2 separate regions of the Homo sapiens genome follow, and region 2 is linked to region 1. A link is an interaction called in ENCODE POLR2A ChIA-PET data of the cell type or tissue named here. Cell type or tissue: PC-9. All regions are shown on one strand. Links, peaks and the distances in the headings refer to the core of each region. The heading gives the core; the rest is flanking DNA. Region 1 overlaps LOC105376131 (a long non-coding RNA gene). Region 2 has its middle 13 kb from the start of TUT7.

Region 1 (5,380 bases), core at 177-5,176:
AAATTTATGGATGCAGCAAAATTAATGCTTAGGGTGAAATTTATAGCTATAAATGCCCATATTTTTAAAAAAGAAAGATTTCAAACAATAATCTAACCTTCCATCTTAAGACACAGGGGCGCCAGGGATGGTGGTGTGTGCCTGTGGTCCTAGCTACTCAGGAGACTGAGATGGAAGGATCACTTGAGGCTAGGAATTTGAGGCTGCAGTGTGCTATGATTGCACCTGTGAATAGCTACTGCACTCTACGCTGGGCAACTTAGTGAGGCCCATTTCTTAAAAAAAAAAAAAAAAAAAAAAGACGCTGGGGAAAAAGGAGCAAAATAAACCCAAGGCAATCAGAATTAAGAAAATAATAAAGATTAGAGGGAAAATAAATGCAACTGGGAAGATAAAAACAATATAAATAATTAACAAACCCAAAAGTTAGTTATTTGAAATGATTGATAAAACTGGCAAAACTTCATTATAGCTAGAATGACCAGGAAATAAGAGAGAAGACTTGTATCACTGAAACCAAGAATAAAAAATAGGACATGACCGGGCGCGGTGGCTCACGCCTGTAATCCCAGCACTTTGGAAGGCCAAGGCGGGCGGATCACGAGGTCAGGAGATTGAGACCATCGTGGCTAACATGGTGAAACCCCGTCTCTACTAAAAATACAAAAAAAATTAGCTGGGCGTGGTGGCGGGCGCCTGTAGTCCCAGCTACTCGGGAGGCTGAGGCAGGAGAATGGCGTGACCCCGGGAGGCGGAGCTTCCAGCCTGGGCAACTCCGTCTCAAAAAAAAAAAAAAACCAGATTCGTGGAAAGACACAGACTACCAAAACTGACTGAAGAACAAATAGAAATTCAGAATAAACACATAACAATTAATAATTATAAAGCTTACCACAAAGAAAAGCGCAGGACCAGATAGCTTCACCGGTGCATTCTACCAAGTGTCTAAAAAAGAATTAACACCAAACTCTTTCAAAATATAAAAGAGGAGGAAATACTTTTCAACACATTCTATGAGGACTGTGTTACATTGATACAAAAACCAGACAATGACATTGTAAGAAAACTACAAACCATTATCTTTTATGAAAAAGGATGAAAAAAATTCTCAACAAAATACTAACACACCAAATCTAGCAACATATAAAGATTACATCAAAAGAATATTAAGACAATTCATAGACTGGGAGAAAGTATTTGCAAAAGACATATCTTACAAAGGACTGTTATTTAACCCAATTAAAAAATTGACAACATGTCCGGGAGCAGTGGCTCATACCTGTAATCCCAGCACTTTGGGAGGCCAAGGCGGGTGGATCATTTGAGGTCAGGAGTTTGAAACCAGCCTGGCCAATGTGGCAAAACCCGATTTCTACTAAAAATATAAAAATTAACCAGGCAAGGTGGTGCATGCCTGTAATCCCAGCTACTCGAGAGGCTAAAGCAGGAGAATTGCTCGAACCTGGGAGGCAGAGGTTGCAGTGAGCCAAGATTGTGCCACTGCACTCCAGCCTGGGCAACAGAGCAAGACTCCATCTCAAAAAAATAAAAAATAAAAATAAATTGGCAAAATCATCTGAGATATGAGGACTTGAAAATTAAAAAAAAAGAAAAAATTGGCAAAAGATCTGAACAGATACCTCACCAAAAAAGATATACAAATGACAAATAAGCTTATGAAAAGATGTTCAACATCATATTTCTTTAGGGAATTGCAAATTAAAACAATAAGTTATCACTACAAATCTATTAGAATGGTGAAAATCCAAAACACTGGCAACAGCAAATGCTAGCTAGGAGATAGAGCAACAGAAACCCCCATTCATTACTGGTGAGAATGCAAAATGATATATCCACTTTGGAAGATAGTTTGGCAGTTTCTTACATAAGTAAACATACTCTTAACATACATTCCAGCAATCATGTTCTTTGGTATTTACCCAAATAAGGTGAAAACATGTCAACACAAAAACCAGCACACACATTTTATGGCAACTTTATTAATAATTGCCAAAACTTGGAAGCAACCAAGATGCTCTTTAGATGAGATCAGGTGCGTTCAGGGTGGTATGGCCGTAGATCAAGATGTTCTTTAGTAGGGGAGGAGATAAATAAATTTTGGTACATCCAGGCAACAAAATATTATTCAGCACTAAAAACAAATGAGCTAACAAGCCATGAAAAGACATGAAGGAAACTTGCATATTGCTAAGTGAAAGAAGCCAATCTGGAAAGACTACATATTTTCTGATTCCAACCATATGACATGTTGAAGAAGGTGAAACTATGGAAACAGCAAAAACATCAGTGGTTGCCAGGGGTTTGTGTGAGGGGAAGAAGAGGTAGAGCACAGGCATTTTTAGGGCAGTGAAACAATTCTATATGACACTATAATGGTGGATATGTGCCATTATATTTGTGCCAAAACCTACAGAATGTATGACACCAACAATGAAACTGAATGTAAACTATGGAACGTGGATGATAATTAAGTGTTAATGTTGGTTCATCAATTCTAGTAAATCTCCCACTCCAGTGCAGGATATGGATGGTGAGGAGTGCTATGCATGTGTGGGAACTCTGTACTTTCTGCTCTATTTTCTGTGAACCTAAAACTGTTCTAAAATGTCAGGTGTATTTTTAAAGAAAAGGATTAGACACAATGAGTAGGTGCGAGTTACCCCACAAATGCAAACTGGGTTCAACATAAGAAAACCAATCAATGTAATACACTATATTAATAAAAGACAAACTCTACATGATAATCTCAAAAGAAAAAAAATTTGACAAATCCGAAACCTTTTCAGGATACAAAATATTCAACAAAGTAAGAATATTCCTCAACCTAATAAAGCCATCTACAAAAACCCTACAAGTAACATCCTACTTAATGATAAAAAGCTGAAAGTGGCTGGGTTCAGTGGCTCATGCCTGTAATCCCTACAGTTTGGGAGGCTGAGGTGGGAGGGTCGCTTAAGCCCAGGAGTTCAAGACCAGCCTGAATAACATAGCAAGACCTTGTCTCTACAAATAATTTTTTTGGAGACGGAGTCTAGCTCTGTCGCCCAGGCTGGAGGGCAATGGCGCAATCTTGGCTCACTGCAACCTCCGCCTCCCAAATTTAAATGATTCTCCTGCCTCAGCCTCCTGAGTAGCTGGGATTACAGGCGCCCGCTACCACGCCCAGCTAATTTTTGTATTTTTAGTAGAGACGGGGTTTCACTGTGTTGGCCAGGCTGGTTTTGAACTCCTGACCTTGTGATCCACCCACCTCAGCCTCCCAAAGTGCTGGGATTACAAGCATGAGCCACCGTGCCCAGTCTTACAAATAATAATTTTTAAAAACTAGCCAGTCATGGTGGTGTGCACCTGTGTTCCCAGTTACTTGGGAGGCTGAGGTGAGAGAATCACTTGGGTCCAGGTGGTTGAGGCTGCAGTGAGCCATGATCATACCACTGCACTCCAGCCTGGGTGACAGAGAGAGATCCTGTCTCAAAAAAAAAAAAAAAAAAAAAAGCTGAAAGTCTTCCTGCCAATATAGGGAACAAAACAATGTCTGTTTTTTCCATTTCTATTCCACATTGTACTGAAGATTTTAGTCAGGACAATCAAAAGAGGAAGAAATAAAAGGCATACACATTAAAAGGAAGGAATAAAACCATCCATTTGCAGATAATATGAATTTGCACGTAGAAAACACTAAGGAATTCACATGAAAATTGTTAAAGCTAACAAATAAGTCTGGCAATGTTGCAGAATACAAGGTCAATATATGAAAATCAATTATATTTATACACACTAATAGTGAACAATCTGAAAATAAAATTAAGACAATAATTCCATTTACAATAGCATAAAAATACATTTTTAGGAATAAACTTAAAAGAAGCACAACTTGTTGAGATAGTTTTGATATTTGTCCTCTCCAAATCTCATATTGAAATGTGACTGCTAATGTTGGTGGTGGGGCCTGGTGCAAGGTGTTTGGGCCATGGGGACAGATCCCTCAGTAATGGCTTGGTGCCTTCCCTACATTAATGAGAGTTCTAGTGCCATTAGTTCAAGCAAGATCTGGTTGTTAAAGAGTCTGGGATCTGCCCTATCTCTCCTGCTCCCTCTCTCCCATATGACATGCCAGCTTCCCTTGCCTTCTACCATGAATAAAACTTTCCTGAGGCCCTCACCAGAAGATCAGCCAATGCTGATGCCATGTTTCTTGTACAGTCTGCAGAACTGTGTGCCAAATAAACTTATTTTCTTTATAAATTACTCAGCCTCAGCCAGGTGCAGTGGCCTGTAATCCCAGCACTTTGGGAAGATGAGGTGGGTAGATCACTTGAGGCCATGAGTTCAAGACCAGCCTGGCCAACACAGTAAAACCCTGTCTCTACTTAAAAAATAGCAAAAAATTAGCTGGGTGTGGTGCACATGCCTGCAATCTCAGTTACTTGGGTGGTTGAGTCACAAGAATCACTTGAACTCGGGAGACGGAGGTTGCAGTGAGCTAAGATTGTGCCACTGCACTCCAGCCTGGGCAACGGAGTGAGACTCTGTCTCAAAAATAATAAATAAAAATAAAAAACAAACAAATTACTTAGCTTCAGGTATTCCTTTATAGTGGTGCAAAATGGACTAATATGGAAAATTAATACTGAGGAGTGGCACATGGCTATAAAGAAAGCTGAAAATGTGGAAGCAGCTTTGGAACTGAGTAATGGACAATTTGGAAGAGTTTGGGGGACTCAGAAGAAGAAAGGAAGATGAGGGAACGTTTGGAACTTTTATGAGACTGGTTAAGTGGTTGTGACCAAAGTGCTGATAGAATTAGGGACAGTGAAGGCCAGGCTGATGAGGTCTCAGATGGAAATAAGGAACTTATTGGGAACTGGAGGAAGGGTCACCCTTGTTACACCTTAGCAAAGAACGTAGCTGCACTGTGCCCATGTCCAAAGACTTTGTGAAAGTCTGAACTTAAGAGTGATGATATGAAAAACTACAAAACAACATTGAAACAAATTAAGATCTAAATAAGTAGAAAGACATCCTGTCTTCATGGGATTAGTATTTTCATCTTAAGATTGTGTACAGATTCACTACAATCCTCACAAAATTTAGTTGGCTGTTTTTGTTGGAAACGTTGAGAAGCTAATCCAAAAATTTATATCAAAATTTTGAAGTCTTCCAAGGACAAAAAAATTTTTTTTAAATCCAAGGAACTCAGAATAGCTAAAACAATCTTGAAAAAGGGAGACAAAGTTAAAGGATTTACATTTCTTGATTTCAAAACTTACTACAAAGCTACAGTAATTAAGATCAGGTAGTACTGGCATAAGGATAGACATGTAGATCTATATCCATATGAACAGAATTGAGAATCCAG
Region 2 (5,380 bases), core at 146-5,145, 1.6 Mb after region 1:
GAAATCATTACATAGAAGAGACATTGGCATCCGCCTATTTATTGCAGCGCTATTCACAATAGGCAAGATAAGGAATCAACCTAGGTGTCCAGTAAAATAAACAGATAAAGTAAATGTGGTTTATATACCTCATGAAATACTACGTTCTGGAGGACATACAGGTTAACCCAACAGGAAAATCTCTGCCCTTGTGGTATTTATATTTTAGTGGAAAATAAAATAAAAGACAAGAAATAAATAACAATAATAAATAGCTACATGATGTAGCAGGTAACAAGGTATATATAGCTCTATAAAACTGTCAACCTGAAATAACCAAAAGAATGAGAATTCAGTTTTAATGAGTTTATTCCAGCAAAAAACTGGGAATAGCCATCCTGGAAATACAGACTGCAAAAAAAATGAAGTCAGTGCTCCAAAGTTAAAAGAAATTTAACAGGATCAAAACTGTTCCTATAAACTTTATAAAATTAATCAGTGAAAAAGGGAGATGGAGAAATGAAAACAAACCAACCTTGCAGCACATTCAGCATTAATCATTAGGCCAGCTTGTTCTCTGACCTGTTTCCTCATAGTTGTTTACAACCTACTGCGCTGGAATCACACAAACTCTGTCACAAGATTATACTTCCCCTGAACTGTTCTAGAGATAGCAACTTAAGCATTGTGAAATATTGTTTTCCATTTCAGATATTCTTTCAGATCCTGCATACTGAAACTACTGATGCCAGCTGGTCTGTAGGATTCTATGAGAAGTTGACTCACCAATGAATGAAGTTTCCACATCCTGATGATCTCATCCCCTTGCCACAATGAATCAACAGCCCCAATTTTCCAGCCCCTTGCCCTCCAAAATCTCCTTAAAAACCCCAGTCCAGAACTCCCCGGAGGATATGGATTTGAGGATTCCTCTCGTCTCTCTACTTGGCTGCCCTGCAATCATTAAACTCTTTCTCTGCTGCAAACCATGCTGTCTCAGTGTATTGGTCTATTACTATGCAGTAGGCATATGATCTTGGCATACCTGTAACAAGATTGTAACATTTTCTTTGTTGAAATTTATTACTGGGCATGGAGGCTCACCCCTGTAATCCCAGCACTTTGGGAGGCAGAGGTGGGTAGATCACCTGAGGTCAAGGGTCTGAGAACAGCCTGGCCAACATCATGACATCCCATCTCTACTAAAAATCCAGAAAAATTAACCAGGCATGGTGGTGGGTGCCTCTAATCTCAGCTATTTGGGAGGCTGAGGCAGGAGAAACACTTGAACCTGGGAGGCAGAGGCTGCAGTGGGTGAGATTGTGCCATTGCACTCCAGCCTGGGCAACAAGAGTGAAACTTTGTCTCGAGAGAAAGAAAGAAAAAGAAGGAAAGAAAGAAAGAGAGAGAGAGAGAGAAAGAAGGAAGGAAGGAAGGAAAGAAAGGAAAGAAGGAAGGAAGCAGGAAGGAAGGAAGGAAGGAAAGAAGGAAGGAAGGAAAGAAATAAATTTATTTTTATGTATTTTTTTTTGAAACAGGATCTCGCTCTGTCACCCAGTCTGGAGTTCAGTGGCATGATCAGGCTCACTGCAGCCTTGACTTCCCAGGTTCAAGTGATCCTCCTACCTCAGCTACCCAAAGTGGGACTACAGGTGCATGACACCATGCCTGGCTAATTTTTGTATTGTTTGCAGTTATGGGGTTTCGCCATGTTGCCCAGGCTGGTCTAGAACCCCTGGACTCAAGTGACCTGCCTGCTTCCACCTCTCAAAGTGCTGAGATTACAGATGTGAGCCATGACTGTGCCCAGCCAGGATTATAAGCTTTTCTTTTCTTCTTTTCTTTCCTTTTCTTTTCTTCTCTTATCTTCTCTTTCTGATACGAGTCTCACTCTGTTGCCGAGGTCTGAGTGCAGTGGCATGATCATAGCCCATTTCAGCCTTGAACTCCTGAGGTGGGAGGGCTCAAGCAATCCTCCCAGTTTAGCCTCCAGAATAGCTGGGACCACAGGCACATGCCACATCTGGCTAATTTTATAATTTTTTTTTGTAGAGACAGGAGTCTCACTGTTAGATATAAGTTCTAAATTTCTTTTCAAATAATCAATATGCCAGTATGTTCAATTCTTTGCCTTCTACTTTTAAACTTAACTTCCTCATAAAGCAACCTTTTTCGATTACTTACTCCACCCTGACTCATTCCAATTACCTGCTCTGTCATAGCCATTTTTCCCGCCAAACCACTCACCCCATCACTCTCTTTAAATTAGCCAATTGGAATTAGTTTAGCCTGTGTGGTCTAACCCTAGCCAATAAGGGAAGGATACAGCAGCAGGGTCCACATGAGTCAGGGATAAGAACTCTTTCCCCTCCCTTGTCCAAGTGTGTGCTCACCATTGCTCCATCTGTAAGGTTGCACCCTTCTATAGAAGTACATTGCCTTCCTGAGAATCAAAAAGAAAATTTTATATTTGAGTGCTATTTCTTTTGCGGCACTGAAACTTTACATATAACAATTTGGGGGCTCGCCCGTGATTACATTCCCCTCCAGGGATAGTGTCTGGTTCTCTCTCATGAGGAGGTGCACCCCGTCCCCTTGTGGCGGCCTCAGGGGTGAGAAATCAAGACCCACCCAGTGTGAGGAATAACCTGAGCAACACGGGAAGAAAAAAAAAAACTGGCCAGCAACCTAGCTTAAAGGATCTTCACATACTGTGGTGATGACTCTGTGCACAGACCAAGGAAGGAGAAGCTGTGTGAGCTGGTAAAGTATTTCCTTGGTGGTCAGGACTAAGGTAAGAAAGCTGCAGGGGGGTGGGGGGTGTGGTGAAGTACTCCTTGGTCAAGGTGGCTTAGAGGTTAAAAAGAGGCAAGACATCCCTCTTGGCAGGGATTAAACCTCACACAAACCTCCAGCAGTAGAAAAGGCAAGAAATTTCCAGTGGGGGAAATTGAGCCTCACCCCAAAAGGTGAAAAATGTCCAGTAAGGGAAATTGAACTTTGAACCTTACCCCAAAACCATCAAGATGGGAAATATCCCAAGCAAGAGAGGGAGCAAAGGGGATAAAGATGGTAACAAAGATATCCCCCCAGATAGCCCTCTGGGTCTCATGCTAAAACACTGGAAGGATAATGAAAGGACTAAACATAGGAAAAAGCAACAAATGATAAAATATTGCTGTTATATTTGGACTCAGGGACCCATCCTCAAACCCTCAATCTTCTGGCCAAAGTTTGGGTCGAATGAGGATGTGATGTGCCAACTTCTAATCCGATATGGTAATGATAAAGGTCCACTGTCTCAAGAAGAAGTAGGCTATGCCCTTTGTTGGAGGCAAGGCGCAGCCCTCCTTTTTCCCTTAAAAACAAATAGGGAAGAACCCAATCTAGCACCTCAAACTGAAAAGTTAGAGAAGCCAGCTCTCATGCCTAAAGACTCCAGTGCATGGTATCCCCTAGACTCAGTGTCCCCCACTCAGTGTCTCCAATCTTTTCCCTCAGACAGCCACTGCTGCCTCAGATCCCATTCCAATTCCCCCTGTACTCATGTTATTCTTCCTCCTTATAACCCTGACTCTTGAGAATTACCATCCCACCAGCCTGTTCCCTCCCAACCTAAAGACCCCTCTCTAAAAGGACCCCAGCCTCCATCTGGAGGACCAAGGTCCTCGTCTACCAGACCCCCTAAAGAGTATGGGGGAGCAGGGTTAAAGAATCCCAGAACTAAGCGGGAGGAAAGACAAGATAGGTGCTATAGATGTGGAAGAACAGGCCACTTCAAGAAAGGATGTCCTGAACTAAGAAAGGAAAAAGAAACCCTTCCACTCATGACTTTCAAGGAAGAATAGGGGGGTCAGAGGCTCTGTCTCTTTTATCTTGAGTACCACCAGGAGCCCTTGATAAATTTGTAGGTGGGACCTAAACATGAGCTTATCACCTTTTTAGTCAACTCAGGGGCTGCTTGCCCCTCTGTTTGTTCCCCACCCCCCATCTAATATTGTCTCCTCCTCAGAGGAACTTTTAGTCTCTGGGGTAAAAGGGGGAGGATTTAGAGCAAAAATTTTAGAAAGCACAGAAGTTAGATACCAGGATTGCTCAGCTTATATTCAGTTCTTGTTAATCCCTGAAGCAGGAACTAATTTACTGGGGAGGGATTTAATGTTAAAGTTAGGCATAGGTCTGCAAGTCAGCCCAAGAGGATTCCTCACCTCATTAAACCTACTCACCACTACAGATGAAAAATATGTTAATCCTAATATCTGGTCCAAAGAAGAAAACCGAGGGAAACTCCAAGTCCCTCTGATCCACATCAAGCTAAAAACCCCGGGAGAAGTAGTAAGTAGGAAACAATACCCTATTTCCCTAGAAGATAAGATAGAGTTAAAACCTATAATCGAAGGCCTTATTAAGGACAGGCCTCTTGAGCTCTGTATGTCCCTTTATAACACCCCAATAGTGCCAGTCCATATAATCATCAATGGTTTACTATGACAGATTTGAAGAATGTTTTTTGGGCATGTGCCTTGGATGAAGATAACCAAGATATATTTGCTTTTGAGTGGGAGGATCCCCACTCAGGGCAGAAACAACAACATTGATGGACAATCTTGCCCCAAGGGTTCACAGACTCCCCTAATCTTTTTGGTCAAATTTTAGAACAAGTATTAGAAAAAGTTGTCATCCCAGAACAAATATGCCTTCTTCAGTATGTGGATGACATTCTTATAGCTGTTGAAGATAAAGAGAAGGTAACTGACTTCTCTACACATATTCTTAACTGTCTGCAGTTTGAGAGGCTACAAGTCTCAAAAAGAAAGCTTCAGTATGTACAGCCCGAAGTTAAATATTTAGGCCACTTAATAAGCACAGGCAAGTGAAGAATAGGGCCTGAATGGATCAAGGGAATCATGTCCTTACCCTTGTCTCAAACTAAACAAGAACTCGAAATTTTTAGGGTTAGTCAGATACTGCCACTTATGGATTGACTCATATGCACTGCACAGTAAACTGTTATATCAAAAGCTTGCCCAGGAGAAGCCTAACCATCTCCCGTGGACTTCTGAGGAAGCTGATCAAGTTGAGAAGCTGAAGAAAAGGCTCATAACTGCCCCTGTTTTAGCCTTACCCTCCCTAGAAAAGCCATTCCACCTTTTTGTTAATGTGGACAGTGGGGTAGCTTTAGGAGTGCTGACTCAAGAACAGGGAGGCCACCGGCAGCCCGTAGCCTTCCTATCAAAGGTCTTAGACCCAGTCACTTGTGGATGGCCTCAATGCATTCAGTCCATCGCAACTATGGCAATACTAGTGGAGGAAAGCATTTTGGAGGAAAATTGACAGTAAGCAAGCCTCACCAAGTTAGAACTATCTTAAACCAAAGAGCAGGGAGATGGCTTACTGACTC

What was found. ChIA-PET counts read pairs that join two places held together with the same protein. Peaks named below come from ENCODE experiments on the same cell type or tissue, not always from the same donor. Only the 100,000 strongest peaks of a DNase experiment are listed, where the experiment ranks them.
Region 2: POLR2A ChIA-PET joins it to region 1 with 8 read pairs; 1 of 35 experiments calls an interaction of 5 or more read pairs at or near these places.

What each region holds. Positions count from the first base shown.
Region 1 is chr9:87,988,242-87,993,621 of GRCh38, reverse strand. LOC105376131 (a long non-coding RNA gene) reads right to left here. Exons shown (of 3, transcript XR_930088.2): 2 at 893-945. Among named protein-coding and RNA genes, the nearest start is that of CDK20, 16 kb to the right of the region's middle. In PC-9, for the core only: no CTCF peak of the experiment used is centred there; a DNase peak (open chromatin) is centred at 2,271.
Region 2 is chr9:86,364,629-86,370,008 of GRCh38, reverse strand. No RefSeq gene overlaps it. Among named protein-coding and RNA genes, the nearest start is that of TUT7, 13 kb to the right of the region's middle. In PC-9, for the core only: no CTCF peak of the experiment used is centred there; a DNase peak (open chromatin) is centred at 658; H3K27ac peaks cover 1,216 bases.